Regions from separate parts of the Homo sapiens genome. Here region 1 is linked to region 2. Evidence: read pairs that join two places in POLR2A ChIA-PET (ENCODE). Cell type or tissue: OCI-LY7. All regions are shown on one strand. Each heading gives the region's core, and the rest is flanking DNA. Links, peaks and the distances in the headings are about the cores only. Region 1 overlaps GTF2IRD1 (GTF2I repeat domain containing 1). Region 2 overlaps LOC107986742 (a long non-coding RNA gene).

The links. ChIA-PET counts read pairs that join two places held together with the same protein. Peaks named below come from ENCODE experiments on the same cell type or tissue, not always from the same donor. Only the 100,000 strongest peaks of a DNase experiment are listed, where the experiment ranks them.
Region 1: POLR2A ChIA-PET joins it to region 2 with 10 read pairs; 4 of 35 experiments call an interaction of 5 or more read pairs at or near these places.

What each region holds. Positions count from the first base shown.
Region 1 is chr7:74,462,228-74,467,595 of GRCh38, reverse strand. All of the region lies in intron 1 of GTF2IRD1 (GTF2I repeat domain containing 1), which reads right to left. Among named protein-coding and RNA genes, the nearest start is that of GTF2IRD1, 11 kb to the right of the region's middle. RefSeq lists an enhancer at 4,623-4,672. In OCI-LY7, for the core only: no CTCF peak of the experiment used is centred there; DNase peaks (open chromatin) are centred at 515, 1,035 and 2,405; H3K4me3 peaks cover 705 bases; H3K27ac peaks cover 893 bases.
Region 2 is chr7:74,280,675-74,286,042 of GRCh38, reverse strand. LOC107986742 (a long non-coding RNA gene) reads left to right here. Exons shown (of 2, transcript XR_001745024.2): 2 at 4,493-5,188. Among named protein-coding and RNA genes, the nearest start is that of CLIP2, 6.0 kb to the left of the region's middle. RefSeq lists enhancers at 1,020-1,259, 2,745-3,375 and a silencer at 2,930-3,224. In OCI-LY7, for the core only: no CTCF peak of the experiment used is centred there; no DNase peak of the experiment used is centred there.

The DNA.
Region 1 (5,368 bases), core at 103-5,102, 180 kb before region 2:
CTGGGAGGTGGAGGTTGCAGTGAGCCAAGATCACGCCACTGCACTCCAGCCTGGGCGACAGAGCAAGACTCTATCTCAACAACAAAACAAAATAAATAAATAAATAAATAGCCCAGAGGATTAACTGTTCTGGCACTCCACACTTGTGCTGTCTGCACACATCAGCTGCCTTTCCTGGAGGGAAACGCTCCAAATTGGGCTGTACTCGGCTCAGAGAGACAAGCTGCCCCCACTGCCATCGCCACTGCCCTCCAGATGCCTCTGAACGCCACAGCCAGGCCGGCAGAAGCAGCTCCTGGGATGGGTAGAGGAGCGCCAACGAGAGCTGGGATTGAAGGATGGAGAGGGGCCGGGCATGGGGGCTCACCCCTGTAATCCCAGCATTTTGGGAGGCTGAGGCGGGTGGATCACTTGAGGTCAGGAGTTTGAGACCAGCCTGGCCAACATGATGAAACCCCATCTCTACTAAAAATACAAAAACTAGCCGGGTGTGTTGGCAGGTGCATGTGGTCCCAGCTACTGGGGAGGGCTAAGGCAGAATTGCTTTAACCCATGAGGCGGAGGTTGCAGTGAGCCGAGATCATGCCACTGCACTCCAGCCTGGGCAATGGAGCGAGACCCTGTCTCCAAAAAAAAAAAAAAAGAAAGAAAAAGGGTGGAGGAGGCCCCCACCCTTCATGGGCCCCCACCCCGAGCTTGCTTCTAATTCACTTGACAAGGTTGCACAGGATGCCCACTCCGCAACAGGCAGGGTGCTAAGGTCAGGGATGCGGAGGACAACATGATGATGGGGCCGTGACCCACTGGAAGTCACACTCTGTCTGTGAAGGTGACAGACAAGCACGAGGGCAATTATAGTCTTGTTTGTGATGCGGGCTGTGGCTGGGGACACAGACAAGAGGCACCTAACGTGACCTGGAGAGGGAGATGAGGTCAGGGAAGCTTTGCAGAGAGGAGTGACAACCCAGCTGAGACCTGCAACGAGAAATCAGCCCAGGGACACAGCCGGGGAGCATTACGCACGCTCTAGGGGAGAGGCAGCAGCGTTCCAGGAAGCGAGACGGAGCACAGTACGTTTTAGAAACGATGAGGCTCATCGTGGCTGGCACAGAGAGACACAGGCAGGGCCTGGCCATGCCTAGTCTGTAGCTTTTCCAGGAGCCACGGGAACCCCTGAGCTGCCTGGGAGTGAGGCCATCAGATACAGATCTTTACCTGGAGCCAATGCAGCAGCCCCACCGTCACGTCCTGTCTCTGGCCCTACGCTTCTGTCCAAATCACCGTCCTCCAGGGCCATGCAGAAAGCCACTTCTGCAGGCTGCCATCAAACACACCTGGGAGTGGCATTGTCTCCCGTCCCCTAAGCAGCCACAGGTAGCCCCCGCCCCAGAACAGGGCCTGGCCTCTAACAAGCGGGATGGCTGACTGTGACCTTGAGGGGCTAAGGGGTCGGCAGGCCAAGGGGACCAACCAGTTCTACCTTTGAGGTTTTCCCAGTTTGCAGAAGCAGAAACCGAGGCATGCTGTCCGGGTGCAGTGGCTCATGCCTATAATCCCAACACATTGGGAGGCCAAGGCGGGTGGATCACTTGAGGCCAGGAGTTCAAGACCAGCCTGGGCAACATGGTGAAACCCTGTCTCTACTAAAAATACAAAAAATTAGCCAGGCATGGTGGCGGGCGCCCGTGATCCCAGCTACTCGGGAGGCTGAGGCAGGAGACTCACTTGAACCCAGGAGGTAGAGGTTGCAGTGAGCCGAGATCCTGCCACTGCACTCCAGCCTGGGCAACAGAGGAAGACTCTGTCTCAAAAAAAATAAATAAATTGAGGCATGCCACACCCCACACCCCACACCCCACGGACAGAGGGGGTGTGTCCCAGACAGGCAGAAAATAAGAACAGATCTTGGAATGATGGGGTCCAAGGTTCACTGTCTGGGGGAGTGGGGCTCCCACAGGGCCAGCTTCTGGGGTCATCACGTGACAAGCTGACAAAGTGTTCTTCACTGAGATGGCAGCTAGCTCCCCGCAACTGAATACACTGATTTTCCCAAGAACCTGGCAATACTATATAAGAAAACTATCCTTGTTTTTTCAGATGAGGCTCAGAGAGGTACAGTCACTTGCCTGTGGTCACACAGCAGCTCAGCAGTCAGGCTGGGATTTGAACCTAGGTGTGTCTGGCTTCAAAGACCCTGATGGTTCCACTGCACCCTGCTGTGAAGTGAGGGAGCCCTGGCCTCTGACCCAGGGCCACCAAGAGCATCTCTCCTTTGGATATGCTGAGAAGAGAATATCTCAGGGAGCTGGTGGCCCGGGGCAGGTGGGGAGGTGGACCAGGATCAAAGAGGGAGGATGTGGTTTGCCCACCTGCCCAGAGGGCTGCACCCACAGCTGGCAGCCAGGGTGTGCCCTGGGAGCAGAGGTAACCACCTCCTTCCCCAAAGCCCTGCCTCTCCCCACCTGGCCTCACTGCAAGAAGCGGCCATGCCTGAAAAACCAGCTCCTGGATAAACATGAGAGAAACATCAGACTGAGAGAGTCACAAGACCCCTTGGAGCTGCCAGGACCACCCTGGAGCCAGGTGGGTGGGCGGTGGGTCTTGTCTGCTGCAAGGAGCCACCCAGGAGCACCCAAGGGCCTTCCTTCCTGCACAGGGCTAACCTCTTTCCAGGCTACCCACCGAGTGCTGGCCCCAGGGTCCAGCCTTTGAGGACTTTGGGGAACCCGGTAGGGGTGGGAGGCAAGGGTGGGGTACAGGGGAAAGGTACTTGGGGCAACCTTCATTAGAGAGGGGCCACAACGATTTCACAAATAACAAATTAAATAACAAAGTAAAAACCAGCTGGGCGCGGTGGCTTGTGCTCATGTCTGTAATCCCAGCACTTTGGGAGGCTGAGGCAGGTGGATCACTCGAGGTCAGGGGTTCGAGACCAGCCTGGCCAACATGGCGAAACCCCGTCTCTACTAAAAACACAAAAATTAGCCGGGTGTGGTGGCAGGTGCCTGTAATCCCAGCTATTTGGGAGGCTGAGGCGGGAGAAGTGCCTGAACCCAGGAGGAGGGGGGCTGCCATGAGCCGTGATCACACCACTACACTCCAGCCTGGGTGACAGAAGGAGACTCTGTTTCAAAAACAAACAAATAACAACAACAAAAACAACAAAGTAAAAACCCCCCAAATCTCTCAAGACACCCACGCAAGACATGTGATCACCCAGGAAGCTCCATCTCCTTAGGAAGCCGAGAGCCCTGGGAAACTCATGGATTTGCCAATGGGAAACTGACAAACTCTTGCTGGGCTCCCCTGCTTCATTCATGCCCACCTGGCAAACCTGTGGAGGTACTTGCTGTGGTTCCATTTTCTAGAGGGTCAAACTGAGGCTCAGCCTCAGGCAAGTGACAGGCTGGAGTCCGTAAACCACCATAATCTAGGCTCTAGCCACAAAAACATTCACCAGAATAGCCACTGTTCACACAGGGCTGACCTCAGGCAGCAGTGGATTCCAAACATTTAGCAACCAGAACTGTATTTAGAGCTCTAACAGGTAACTCTGGTAAAAGTGGTCCTAGGGCAGGGCGCGGTGGCTCACACCTGTAATTCCAGCACTCTGGGAGGCCAAGATGGGTGGATCATTTGAGGTCAGGAGTTCGAAACCAGCCTGGACAACATGGTGAAACTCCGCCTCTACTAAAAATACAAAAATTAGTCGGGTGTGGTGGCACGCACCTGTGATCCCAGCTACTCGAGAAGCTGAGGCAGGAGAATCAACTGAACCCGGGAGGCGGAGGTTGTAGTGAGCCGTGATCACGCCACTGCACTCCAGCCTGGGCGACAGAGTGAGACTCTGTCTCAAAAAAAAAAAAACAAAAAACAACAGTGGTCCTACTCTGGCCCAAAGGGGCACAGGAGGCTTGAGCCTCACATGTCCCCACCACCCGCTCCTTGGTGGCCCCTGGGGCCCTCCAGGGCTCTGTGGTAATCCACACACTCACATTACCCTCAGCTGAGTCTCACAGCCCTGCAAACCTAGTGTTCTGTTCTCCCACTTAAAGATGAACAGGCAGGACGCAGTGGCTCACCCCTCTAATCCCAGCACTTGGGAAGCTGAGGTTGTGGGATCACTTGAACACAGGAGTTCAAGACCAGCCTGGGCGACATGGCGAGACCCCCATCTCTACAAAATAAAAAAATTAGCTGGGTGTAGTGGCAAGTGCCTCCAAGCCCAGCTACTTAGGAGGCTGAAGTGGGAGAATCACTTGAGCCTAGGAGTTCAAGACTGCAGCAAGCTATGATTGCACCACTGCACTCCAGCCTGGGTGACAGAACGAGACCCTGTCTCAAAATAATAATAAGAACAGATGAACAAACCAAAGCCCAGAGATGTGACATCACTCGGCCAGCCCTGTTCCGTTTGATCCTAACTCCTGCTCCTGCCTGCAACAGTGGCTTCACCACCTTCCTTCCCTACCCTCAGAAGTCCTGCTCTTATTTCAGGCAAACATGAAACTTCTACCCCAAGCAAAACAGCTGCAGGAGTGAAGACCAGAGACGCACCACCAGGAACCCCAGACTCCCACAGGGTGGGGATACATAAGATGATGGGCAAGACACCCCAGGGCACAGACAGCTCCCCTCCCTGGCACCGCCCTCAACCTCCAGCTGTCCTGGCCCCATAGCCTCAATTACTCCAGAGCCCACCTGGATGGCGGCGGGAGGATCGCATGGGGCCAGAGGCCCGGAGGGCAGCGGCAGGCAGGTGTAATTTCATCGCGGGGCTCACAGTATGAGTCACCAGAAACAGAAGATGAAATTCCAGCTCTGAGGGCGGAGATGAGCAGCTCCCCCGGCTTGGGGTCAGCTCTTGATGTGGGGGGTGGGTAGTGATGGGGTGCAGGCCACAGGCCCCCCGCCAGCCAGATGGTGCCTTTGTGAAAATGAGAAAGAGGAACCACCTTCTTCTGGGGGGTCCCGAGCTGATGCAGGGCCGGCCAAGCCGGTTTGCTAGATTTCCCTAGAGAGGAGAGTGGCTAGAGGTATGTGGCATATCCACACCATGGAACACTACTCAGGGACCAGAAGGGACCAGCTACCCGTGTACCCAGCAATGCCGTAAATGCATTATGCTGTGTGAAGCCAGATTCAGAGGCTGTGGACTGTAGGATTCCATTTATGTGACATTGTACAAATGGAAAACCATATACAGAAGACAGATCAGTGGTTGCTGGGGTCAGGACAAGAGACAAGGATGAACAAACGGGCTTCAAAAACTTTTAGGGGTTACAGGATTGTTCTAACTCCTGGGGTCAAGCAATCCTCCTGCCTTAGCCTCCCAAGTAGCTGGGGCTACAGGCACACATCACCACAC
Region 2 (5,368 bases), core at 299-5,298:
CCCACCTCGGCCTCCCAAAGCGCTGGGATTACAGGCTCTGGGCACCACGCCTGGCCTATTTTTATTTTTTTATTTTTCATTTTAGAATCCATAGGACAGCTACAGGATGGGATATGTTTGCAGTGTCTGAACTGCTGTTTACAAGGCATTTGTTATAATGTGGGGAAACAGTTACGTATTTACACCCACCAGGAAAATACACTTCATGAAACTGCGGATATGGAGCCAAGCTTAGTGCCTCATGCCTGTCATCCCAGCGAGTGGGGAGACTGAGGTGGGAGGATCACTTGAGCCCACGAGTTGGAGGCTATAGTGAGTTATGATCATACCATTGCACTCCAGCCTGGGCAACAGAGCAAGATCCCATTTTATTTTATTTTATTTTTAAAATTGTGGGCCAGTTGTGGTGGCTCATGCCTGTAATCCCAGCACTTTGGGAGGCCAAGGCAGGAGGATTGCCTGAGCCCCAGAGTTGGAGACCAGCCTGGGCAACATGATGAAACCCTGTCTCTACTAAAAACACAAAAAGCTAGCCAGGCATGGTGGCACATGCCCGTAATCCCAGCTACTCAGGAGGCTGATGCAGGAGAATCGCTTGAACCCGGGAGGCGGAGGTTGTAGTGAGCCAAGATCGTACCACTACAGTCCAGCCTCGGTGAAAAAGTGAGACCTTGTCTCAAAAAAACTGGTAACTGTGGTGGGCTTTGGGTGGGGGGAATCCGTGGGACTTTTTTCTTCCCTTTTCTGAATTTTTCTGCAACAGGCATGTGCTGCTTTGGGGACTAATAAAAGAAACTTAAACCCAAACCGCTTCTGCTGAAATGATTGGATGTTGCTGTGACCTTTCTGCCTAGCAGAGCAGAGGCTGCACAGGGTGGCAGGTGGCACAGGCTGGGAATTGCATCACCACGGAGATACCAGCTAAGGCTATCACGCCGGTGGCCACACCCTTACTTTCAACTGCATGGACTTTGCCTTTATCCAGTTCTCCCCACCTTGGGGTATATCGGTCTTGGAGGAAGCTCCGGTACTTCCCTCTGGCTTGGTACAGTGCTAGTGGAAACAGCCCAGTGGTAAAGGAAGGCCATAGTAGCTCTCTGCTGCCAGGTGATAGGGGGACTTCCCCTCGTTGGGGGTTTCCAAGATGCATGGGGGCTTTTTCTATGCAGCCTCCCCGGATTTCCCAAGGGAAGATAACAAGGCCTCCCCTGCTGTGTGAAGGAAAGCTGACATGGCTGAGGATTGTTACGAGAGAAGCTTAAGCTTAAAACTGCATGAGGCCGGGTGTTGTGGCTCACGCCTGTAATCACAGCACTTTGGGAGGTGGAGGCTGGCAGATCACCTGAGGTTGGGAGTTCGAGACCAGACTGACCAACATGGAGAAACCCCTTCTCTACTAAAAATACAAACTTAGCCGGGTGTGGTGGCTCATGCCTGTAATCCCAGGTAATTGGGAGGCTGAGGCAGGAGAACCGCTTGAACCCAGGAGGCGGAGGTTGCAGTGAGCCGAGATCACACCATTGCACTCCAGCCTGGGCAACAAGAGAGAAACTCTGTCTCAAAACAAAAACAAAAACAAAAAAACTTCGCATGGATTGTGTTGATAAATGAAGACCACCCCAAAGAGAACAAGCAAAGCCTGCTTATTCAGACCTTGTTATTGCAAGAGAAGTGGGCCAGCAAAGGCCAGCAAAAATTTTAAAAAGCTTTATTTATGTTTTGATATAGGGTCTTGCTATGTTGCCCAGGCTGGTCTTGAACTCCTGGGCTAAAGCAATCCTCCATGCCTCAGCCTCCCAAGTAGCTGGGATTACAGGCACGCACCACCGCTCCTCACTTAGGGAAAACACTCCCAACTTCCTCCTGCTGGGGGAAGTCTCTAAAGGTGCTGGCTAAGGGCCCCTCTGCAGTCTGTCAGTTTCCAGCCTCAAGACCGTCCTCCACAGCTGCTATTACTCACTTAGCCCCGCAGTCCCTGAGTCCTATGGTTGCACATCTGTGCGTTATGTCACCCGGCCCAAGGCAGTGACACGCACTGAAGCTTGTTTATTCCGAGTTTCCAGGAGCCATCTGCCCGGGGACACTGCCCTGGACCAGGCTGGGCTCTTTCTCCCCTGATTCCTGCAGGGCTGCTCCCAGGACTCCTCTGCAAAACCACACTTTCTCTCTCAGGCCAGGTCTAAGGGGGCATCTCTTCTGGGTTCTTTTGCATCCTTCTGATACTTTTTTTTTTTTTTTTTTGAGATGGAGTCTCGCTGTCACCCAGGCTGGAGTGCAGTGGCACAATCTTGGCTTGCTGCAACTTTCGCCTCCTGGGTTCAAGCAATTCTCCTGCCTCAGCCTCCTGAGTAGCTGGGATTACAGGCACCTGCCACCACGCCTGGCTAATTTTTGTGTTTTTGGTAGAGACGAGATTTCGCCATGTTGGCCAAGCTGATCTTGAACTCCCTACCTCAGGTGATCCACCCGCCTTGACCTCCCAAAGTGCTGGGATTACGGGTGTGAGCCATTACACCTGGCCTGGGCCACAAACATTTAATTCTTTAAGTGTGGGGCTTAAGGGCAGCTTTCCGGAGGAGGTGACAGCCTAGGTGTGTCTTGAAGGATGGATGTGGCAGGCGGAGGCTGACGGTGGGAAGAACCTTGAAGAGCTCAAGTGGCCAGGGAATGGGGACCAAGATGAGGGCAGAGGAGTGGCAGGACTCAGTCAGGGAGGGCCTTGTATGGCAGGGCTGTAAAACTGGGCTTTTTCCTAAGGGCAATGGGGAGCCCTGGAGGGTTCTAGGCAGTGGAGAGACGAATTTTAGACCTGAAGCCTGGTTCCCTAGGCCATACGGGGACTGCATGGTGACAGATGGGAGGAGATGGTCTGGACCTTAGGTGTGAGCTGAGAAAAAGCAAGTCATTGAGAACGGGATCCCCACACTCTGGGTTTCCATCTCCTCCCAGCAACAGGAGGGACCCTAGCCCCGACGCCTCTGATGTCGGGACGAGGGTTTTGCTGCCTGCACTTGAGGTGCAAGGCGGACCTCAGCTGTCTGCCTCCGAAAGCTCCCAGTGTCCTGGCAGGGGGTAATTAGCCAAGCTTCACAGGGCCAGGGACAAGGGCATGCTTGTTTGTCCAAGCCTGCTGTCCCACTGTGAAAATCGACATTCTTTTGTGTCCCTAAAGGAATGTTAAGCCGGGTGAGTGGCTCCCACCTATAATCCCAGCACTTTGGGAGGCCGAGGTGGGCAGATCACCTGAGGTCAGGAGTTTGAGACCAGCCTGGCCAACATGGCAAAACCCCATCTTTACTAAAAATGCAAAAATTACCCAGGTGTGGTGGCGGGCACCTGTAGTCCCAGCTGCTAGGGAGGCTAAGGCAGGAGAATGGCATGAACCCGGGAGGCAGAGCTTGCAGTGAGCCGAGATCGTGCCACTGCACTTCAGCCTGGGAGACAGAGCGAGACTCCGCCTCAAAAAATAAAAATAAAAAATAAAATTAAAAAGTACCTGGGTGTGGTGGTGGGTGCCTGTAATCCCAGCTACTCAGGAGGCTGAGGCAAGAGAATTGCTTGAACCCGGGCGGCGGAGGCTGCAGTGAACCAAGATTACACCATTGCACTCCAGCCTGGGCAATAAGAGCAAAACTCCAGCTCAAAAAAAAAAAAAAAAAAAAGAAGGGGGACACCTGTCAGGTAGTGCAGGGCAGAGGGACTGTTTCTGTACAAAGCATTTCACACTTGCCTTTTCATGTTGATTGGGCAAGAAGAAGAAGACGCCACAATCTTAGTCCAGAGCGATCAGCTCTGATAAAAGATTTAGCAAGGGCCAGGCGCAATGGTGCACACCTGTAATCCCAGCACTTTGGGAGGCTGAGGCAGGAGGACCGCTTGAGCCCGGGAGTTCAAGATCAGCCTGGGCGACATAGCAAGACCCCATGTCTACCAAAAAATAAGAAAATTAGGCCGGGCGCGGTGGCTCACGCCTGTAATCCCAGCACTTTGGGAGGCCGAGGCGGGCGGATCACGAGGTCAGGAGATCGAGACCATCCCGGCTAAAACGGTGAAACCCCGTCTCTACTAAAAATACAAAAAAATTAGCCGGGCGTAGTGGCGGGCGCCTGTGGTCCCAGCTACTTGGGAGGCTGAGGCAGGAGAATGGCATGAACCCGGGAGGCGGAGCTTGCAGTGAGCCGAGATCCCACCACTGCACTCCAGCCTGGGCGACAGAGCGAGACTCCGTCTCAAAAAAAAAAAAAAAAAAAAAAAATAAGAAAATTAGCCGGGTGTGATGGTGTCCACCTGCAGTCCCAGCTACTCAGGAGACTGAGACAGGAGGATTGCTTGAGCCAGGAGGTTGAGGCTGCAGTAAGCCATGATTGTGCCATTGTACTTCAGCCTGGGTGACAGAGCAAGACCTCATCTCAAAAATAATAATAATAATAATAAGATTTAGCAAGGAAGAGAGGAGGAAATGGCCAAAATGAAGTTTTTGTGTCTTTGGCAGGAGGATGTCCGTGAATGTCATCAGTGAGCCGGCGCCTGTCCCCCTCTACCCTGGAGCTGAAGGCAGCTTCTACACAAACCCTCCTGGGGCCTGCTCCGTGACTCAGTTTCCCTGTCATGTGCTGCTGCTGCTTTTTTTTCTCTTTCATTAGGGCTTCCCCTCCACCCTCCCTGCAGGGTCACTGGGCTGGTGCCCTGGGCAGGGAGGAACACCAGCATGTGGCCTCAGACCTCAGAGTCCTTTCTGCTCGCTCATTGACCTGTTTGCAACTCTGGACTCACAGCCGACGTTGCAAACTGAGGTTCCTGGAGTAATTCTAACCCTTTGGGAATCGCCCCACCCCCAGACTGTGAGCACACCAAGGGCATGATCCATCTGTCCAGGCCACCCTTGTGTGCCACTGGATGCATGAAGGAATGTTGACATCAGCCTAAGGTCCTGCGTCAGCTCCCAGTAGCCTGATGTCAGGACCTCAAATGCAGGCTGAGAAGAGAACATAGGAGATGGGCCTTTTATAAGGCCAACCAGAAGGTCAGAAGACTTGGGCTCCAGCCGGATGCGGCGACTCACACCTGTAATCCCAGTACTTTGGGAGGTCGAGGTGAGAGGATCACTCGAGGCCTGGAGTTTGAGACCAGCCTAGGCAACACAGTGAGACCCCATCTCTAAAAAAATTAAAAAATTAGCTGAGTGTGATGGTGCATGCCTGCAGTACCCGCTATTCAGGAGGGTGAGGTGGGAGGATTGCTTGAGCCCAGGAGGTCAAGGCTGCAATGAGCTATGATCACACTCCAGACTGGGCAACAGAGAGAGACCTTGTCTCAGAAAAAAAAAAAAAAAAGAGAGAGAGAGAGGAGGAGGAGGCTGGGTGCAGTG